Linked DNA regions of Mus musculus: region 1 is linked to region 2. A link is a contact called in ENCODE Hi-C data. All regions are on one chromosome and are shown on one strand. Each heading gives the region's core, a stretch centred on a gene start or an enhancer-like site at or near the end of the contact. The rest is flanking DNA. Distances are from core to core; before and after follow the strand shown. Region 1 holds the start of Basp1 (brain abundant, membrane attached signal protein 1). Region 2 has its middle 5.0 kb from the start of Gm35827.

What was found. A loop is a pair of places that touch in the nucleus more often than their neighbours do.
Region 1: a loop to region 2 is called in a map of left cerebral cortex, with 11 times the contacts of the local background. The contact joins the promoter of Basp1 here to the enhancer-like site in region 2. A Hi-C loop is called at or near these places in 19 of 37 maps with a recorded cell type or tissue (Patski, adrenal gland, gastrocnemius and 4 more).

What each region holds. Positions count from the first base shown.
Region 1 is chr15:25,412,379-25,415,718 of GRCm38, reverse strand. Basp1 (brain abundant, membrane attached signal protein 1) reads left to right here and starts at 1,955. Exons shown (of 2, transcript NM_027395.2): 1 at 1,955-2,167. Gm48957 (predicted gene, 48957) reads right to left here and starts at 1,529. Exons shown (of 4, transcript NR_168943.1): 1 at 570-1,529.
Region 2 is chr15:24,718,140-24,721,777 of GRCm38, reverse strand. No RefSeq gene overlaps it. Among named protein-coding and RNA genes, the nearest start is that of Gm35827, 5.0 kb to the left of the region's middle. Within about 2 kb of position 1,739, at least 1 of the 3 ENCODE cell types and tissues checked has a DNase peak (open chromatin) inside an H3K27ac peak, as active enhancers do; it is left cerebral cortex, where a contact is called at or near this core.

The DNA of each region.
Region 1 (3,340 bases), core at 706-3,205, 690 kb before region 2:
TGGTCATACCTGGAAACATTTTTGGTTGCTATAATTGGTGCTGTTGTCGGAACCATAGCACACCAAATAGCTTTATAGGTGGTATACTGACATAAGAGAAAGAAATCCTCAAATCATAGCTAAATTGTGATTTGATTTCCTGTTCTTGAACTGTTTGATTGTTTAATTAGTTTAAGCAGTGGGAAGATGGGAGGGTGAGAGAAGGTTGAAAGAAATATTAGCCAACCAACCAATTAGTATATCTATTTATCTAGAGAGAAAGAGAGAGGGAGAATAGAGGGGTAGGGATGGGGAGAAGAGGGAGAAAGAAGAGGAAGAGGAAGAGGGAGATAGAGAGGAAGAGGAAGAGAAGAAAAAAACAAGAAGAAGAGGAGACGGAGGAGGAGGAGAAAGAAAGAAGAAAAGGAGGGGGAGGAAGTGGCAGCCACCACAAATATTTTCACCCCCCCCCCCAATCACTTTTTGGTTTAAGATGTGGCACTTCCTTTGCCAATCTTATTAAAGTTCTGTTATTTATTTTTCTATTAAAAAAGTGACCCCCCCCAATCTGCGATTTTGACAGCACTTACCTTTGGCATTCGTCTCCCTAAATGTAGTTGTGTTTCGTTATTCCGGACGTGGAGGGCAAGCTCATCCCAAATCTGTGCTTCACTCATGAGGGGAGATCCAACCAAGAAGGCAACATACATTTCCATTCCCCCCCCCCTCCGCTATTCTTTCAGGACGAAGCAGAACAAGCAAGCCACCCTGATAAAGCCAGAGGGCGCCAAAGTGCCGCGAACGGAACTTCCAGGGCTCAATGGGTTTGCGGGATGGTAAAATTGGCTTTTGTCTGAAGAAAGAGCTGTGGTTCTAGAAGATGTCACCATGTGTTAGTTTCCAAATTTAAATTTTTATTTTGCATTTTATTTTTGCCAACAGGTAAGCATAGCGAGCATATCTCCTAACCGTGGTGGCTATTGTGTGTCGCGGTGCTACCCAAAGTGCTCGTCGACCAGGACACGAGGACTTGGCGCGGATGGCCACAGCCTGGCTGGGCGCGCTTCTGAGTAGCATCTTAAGCAGCCGAGAGCTGGTGACTTCCATGAAAGCACAGGCACAAAAAGTCGAAGCCCCTTTTCCTAGGGTGCATTTCTTCCTTTCTTTCTCTCCGAAGTCGGGAGAACGTACCCTGAGGCGGTGCCGCCCACCCTTCCAACCCAGACCTGAGCTCTGGGCGGTGGCGCCTTGCAAAGCTGGAGCCTCCTGGTCGGGCCCCGAGGGCGAGCATATGCCGGAGGCGTCCCAGATGCTTGCCTTGGGGGACACCCTAAAACCAGCGGATATCTGTCTTGATGGTTTCAAGGGAGGCATCGCATCTTCCCCAGGCTCACTGCCTACGTGATAGCAGAATCTAAGCCCGTCGTCTGGAGCGGGGCTGGATTGGGGTGCAGAGAAAGCTGGTTGCGGCGGGGGCGTAGTTCATCAGCCCCTTAAGTCTGAGCGAGAGCCTGAGCTACTTATTCAATGCTTTCAAATAAAATGTGTGCGAGACAGAGAGAGGAGAGAAATCCACAGACAGTCCCGCCGGGGGTGGGGGTGGGGGTGGGGTGGGGGGGGAATGGAGGGGCGTGTAAGGAGGGAATAGGAGGAGGGGGGCTGACAGAGACTGTTGGGGAGGCGGGTAAGGGATCTGGATGTGGAGAGCAGTGGGTGGGGGTGACTGTGCGGGTGTGGTGACGGGGGGGGGGCGCTGGATCACGGGGCGTCTCGGGGCGCAGTGGCTGCTGGTGGAGAGAAGTTGGGGGACCCCCTCCTGGGTGGCGGGGCGCGAAAGGAGCGGGAGGGGTGCGGGCCGCGGGCTGGGAGAGGAGGGGCGGGCGCGAGGCGGGCGGGGTCGGCGAGCGGAGGAGCTGGGCGGGCGGACGCGCGGGGGGGAGGGCGCTGGGCAGGAAGGGGAGGGGGAGCGATCGAGAAATGCAGAGGCTGCAGCGGCGGCGGCAGTAGCGGCAGCGGCGACGGCGGTGGCGGCAGCGCTCCAACTCGCTCCACGCTCCGGGCTCCGCCGTCGAGCCGGGAGAGAGAGAGCCTTTGCTGAGCGACCAGCCACCCGGCCGGACGACACCAGCCACCCGGGCCCCTTGGAGGCACCGCGCTCACCCAGGGCCGCCACAGGCACCCAAAGCCGGTAAGGAGGCGCGCCGTGGGTCCCTAAGGCCACCGCGGACTCCGGGCCACCGGTTCCCCAGGGCCCCGCCCCACCCCGAAGCCTAGGGTTCTCCAACGGTGCAGCCGGGGTGCGGCCGGGTGTAGACACAGTGGGCATGGGATTCCTCTATGTGGGTTCTGTCGCATTTGGAAATCCAAGGTGATGCTCTCCCCCAGGTGGACAGCTTCGGCCTTTCGTAGGGTGGGGGACTTGGAGGGGGTGGCGGCGAGGCGGACGAACCGAGTTCGGGAGGGAGGGGGTGGAGGGTGGGGAGCCGCTGGTGACAGCACCGAGACCACTGGCCACGGTTCTGTGGGCTGAACCCAGCCTTCTGTCAGCGGAACCCGCACAGCCACGGAGAAGGCGCTCGGTGTGAGGGGCGCAGTAACAGAAGATGGAGGATGGGGGTGGGGTGGGGTGGGGAGGGAGAAAGAAGACGCGGAATCTGGTCAGATCGGAAGGGGCGGGGGTGGCTTGGCCCTCGGGACTCCTGGATCTTGGTTTAGGGTAACCGAGGAACACGAGGTTCGGAAGGCGGTGTGCACGTCCGGGGCAGATTAAAGCCCCCAGCCTGGTCTGCGGCTGAGCTGTCTTCCCACTAACCTGTGGACGTCGCCAGCATTTTATTTTATTTTTTGAGCCTTGCGCTCAGAGAGCGGGCCGCGCGCCTCCACCGCCGCCCCAGCCTGGGGGAAGGAGGGGTGGCGTGTGGGCTTGAACCTGACAGCCCGCGGCCCGAGCGGGCTCAACCCTTCTGCAAGCCAAGATTTCTGTAGATTTTTTCCCCCGTAGCTCAAACGCTACAACCCAACGTCTGGTTCCCGCTTCCCCACACCATTAAAAGAAAAAAAAAAAAAAAAACCAGAATCCCTGGATCGGATGGCACACAATGCGTGGCTGGGGACCGCATTCTTTTCATGAATATTCATCGAACGCTTGGCCCTGTTCCTAATCTGCTTCCCCCCGAGACGTTTCCGCCTTGGAGCGAACTCGGTGGACGGCCTCTGCCCCAGTGATTTTCACGCTGTTCAAAGGAGCACAGCGCACATGGGTGCGATTTCAGGATTTTGCACGGGAGCTGACACACCTCTGTCTTGGCCGAGACCACTGGCCACTTACGTGGCGGGCTAGAATAAAACACGAGTATCAAGG
Region 2 (3,638 bases), core at 490-2,989:
TGCTGATATCCCAGGCAAGGCTACCACAAGACTTTCTCCATACATTCCAATCATCCCTCTTCCAATAATAATGACTTATATTACTTGATATGACTTTCTCACAGATCCCTTTTTCTTGAAGCAGTGAATGTAGCTCCAAACTAAGCATATAATAAAAATAAAAAGGTCTCTGCCTTGGAAACATGAGATGTGAAAGTTGAGTCGATCAGCACAATGTTGAAAGAACACTGAAATAGCCCCCCTGGTTCAACTCTACAAAGAGCTCATCCTTTTAAGACAGACCCTTTTCCAAATCATGATAGAAAGTGAGAAATGACTGACTGTGGAATCCAAGGGACAAAGCATGACAGAGAGCCATCTCCATGAATATGTGGGTGTTAGGTCTAGGACTGGGATGCTGACATGTAGAGCCCAGGGCAGCTCTTTATTGGGAGTCAGCAAATTCCCTCAACATTAGTCACAAAGTTGTGACCAAGATTCCTAGAATCACAATAGTCATTAGAAATAAAGATTATTTTTGGCCATGAAAATCCAATATATCCTTTGCATTTACCGTCCAAAGTTTCTCCTTTTATAGCATCTCTTAGATATAAACTATGAAGCTTCTGACACAAAGCCTAAGACTGCAATAATGGTCATGAGAAGAGGGTAATGGTAAGAGGGAGGGAGGATGGGAGTAGGTTGGCTAATAGGGACCATGGCACAGCTAGAATTGAAGAAGTGCTGGTAGGCTACTACACAGTAGGGTAACTACAGCTACTAAATTGTTAGACTAAACACGTTTAAATGTTATTTCCACAGATAAAAAGAACAAAAATATTAAAGGCAGAAAGTGTGCTCACCGTCTTGAGTTTTTTGTTGCGCAGTGAATGTAGGTTCCAAAGCCTCATCGCTTAAGACGTTCAGCCTCTGATCCCAACAACAAGGAAACTCAGCAGAAGACAGACACTAGCTCAAGACAAATCTGTGCTCTGGGGGGGGGGGCAATGCTGTTTCAAAACACACAACAAATAACAAAACAACCCTCCTTCCCCAAAAGAAGTCCACATTACCACATATCATACTACATAAATATGGTTTGTTGGTAGACTGTTTTTTTTTTAAACATTAATTGAAAACAAGAATGCTATAGATATTTTTTCAGGATATTCAAGTAGCACATGCACATTTAGAGGCAGCATGGGGAGTGGAAAGCTTGGCAGAATGGAACAGCTTGTCTGGGGGTGGCCTTGTATTTCAAGTCAGGGCTGCTCAAGTGGTGAAGATGACACACGTGGAAAACAGATTGGGAAGTGTAAGCTCAAGGAAGAAAATTTTTCATAAAGAGAATAAAATCAACCATCCAGCTTATGATTTTTTTTTGACTTGGAATGAACATTGAAGATGAACTATTCCAATATTTTCATTTAAAAACGAACAAAAGAGATAAATTTATTTGACCTCATCAAGGTCAAATGAAGAGAAGTTTCTAAGCTTTGGGTGTCCAGCACAGACTCTTTCCTGTGTTATATTTCAACATGAATGCTCAACTTTGTTGGAAAGTGGTATTTATTGGTTGAGGATCTAGTTAGGAGGGATAATTTTTTCAGTAAGCAGTAAAAGATAGAATTATAAGATGTCTGTATTCGTTCTGGAGAATAAAGGTGAGGGGCGGGAGGCATGGCTTCCCATTTTTCCCGTTCATCAATCTAAGGTGATTTTTTGAAACTTCAACATGGGCCACAGTAGGAAGTGTGGTTTCAACACAGAAAAGAATTTCAGTAACAGCCAGTTTATAAAACAGGGTAGAGGTTTACTTAGGATATTTTAGTAAGATTACAGCAGGGAGCCTAAGAAAAAAAGGATGCTTAGAAAGAAAGAAGAAACACCCAAGATGGTGATGTGGGCTTCTCTAAGACAGAGAAGGCCTCTGAAAATGACACGTACTAAAGTATGCATGTGGGCTCCTTGAGATGTATCTCAGGTTATTATCATTGCTGTTGTATATAGGAATTAGGTGAGATTTCAACTTAGGATCTTCAAAGGGTTAGCTAGAAACCCAAATAAGATGACCAGATAGTCCCTGAAAAATATCCTGCAACTTTTAAACTAAACGATAAATGGCTAGCTCTCAGGGAAAAAAGAGCTTTAGGATATTTGTACTGTAAACAAACTTGACAGCTAGCTTTGTTTAAGATTCTCGGGTGATGCCTTCAGAAAGAATTGAGTCCCTACCCAAAGTCATCATGATGTCTAATTGTATGTCAAGTTGACACAGCTTGAGTAATATGGGACGAGGGAACCTGAGTTGAGAAAATGTCCCTACCACATTGCCCTGTAGGCAAGCCTGTGATGTATTTTCTTAATGTGAAAGGTCCTAGATTATTGTAGATGATACCACGCTTGGATGGTGGTCCCAGATTCCATACAAAAGCAGCATGAGCAGACTATAGAAAGAAAACCAGTAAGTAACACCCCTTCATGGCCAATGAAAATATTAACTGGACAGGAATTATTACTTCCAGCTGGCTAGAAGTTTCAGACTCCAGGGTGAGGAACTCTTCTCCCTGTCTCTATATGCATTATTTTAAATTCTTCCAACTTTGTCTCAGAAAAATTTTTAGTTATATCTTTTTATTATATGTACCATATCTTTTGGTGAAACCAAGGGTAGTACTCACTCTTAAGATAAACATTTTACTCTAAAATGTATTTCATTTAATATACACCATAAAGGTTTGAGAATTGAACTCAAGAATATTCTAATTGAGATAATTTCTCCTTCTCAATATCAAACACTCTCTTTGCAGTATTTTTCCTTATCAGCTACTGTGTCATCCACATGGTTCCTGGACATTGTTCATCACTGTAGTTATTTATCTCATGGCTAGCCCACACATTCAGCCTTTAGGTCTCACTGGGTTTCCCAAAGCTCCAGCTATTACTCCATTAAGGACCAGGACTTTATATATTATGTCATTGCCAACCATGTCTTACTTCCAGGAAGTGGAATCCTTTGAGAGCATCCCTCAATGACATATCTTCAGGCAATGTTCTTTTTAATGCCTGCTTACAGGAAGGCCATGTGAAGACAGCTGATGTCAGAAATATTTGTAAGAATAAAACTATAAGATAGAATTTTATTGCTAAAACCCTTGCTTCTCAACCAAGTAGCATTAATGTTAGGTATGCTCTAAATATTACAAGGATTAAAAATCCAGGAAATGCACACTAAAAGTTTCACCAATTGAAAACTGTATGTGGATAGTGGGGGAAATTATTTATTAGTCACGTATTCAAAGCTGGTACACTGTGTCTTCCTTGTGGAGGTGGGAGAGAGAGTTTGATCTATGGACAATGAAATGTAGCTGTATATCACTAACACCTTAAAGAAATGTGAAATATGCAGGATTTCTTCTCTAGTCCTAATTCCAAGGACATTTGGATATGAAGGGCTTTCTTTCCATGGTTGAGTCACTACATGGGAGAGTAGCCCCCAAGGACAAGATTAGCTGAATGGCATCTGATCTAATTACATGATCCTTACATATAGCTGATGACAGACACCATCAGAAAAATTTTTAATTTGACAAGGACTTGGCATGCCACTCCAGGTTTTGAAGATGTGAAGAGGGCTTTAGGGCGAAGGTGACCTCAAG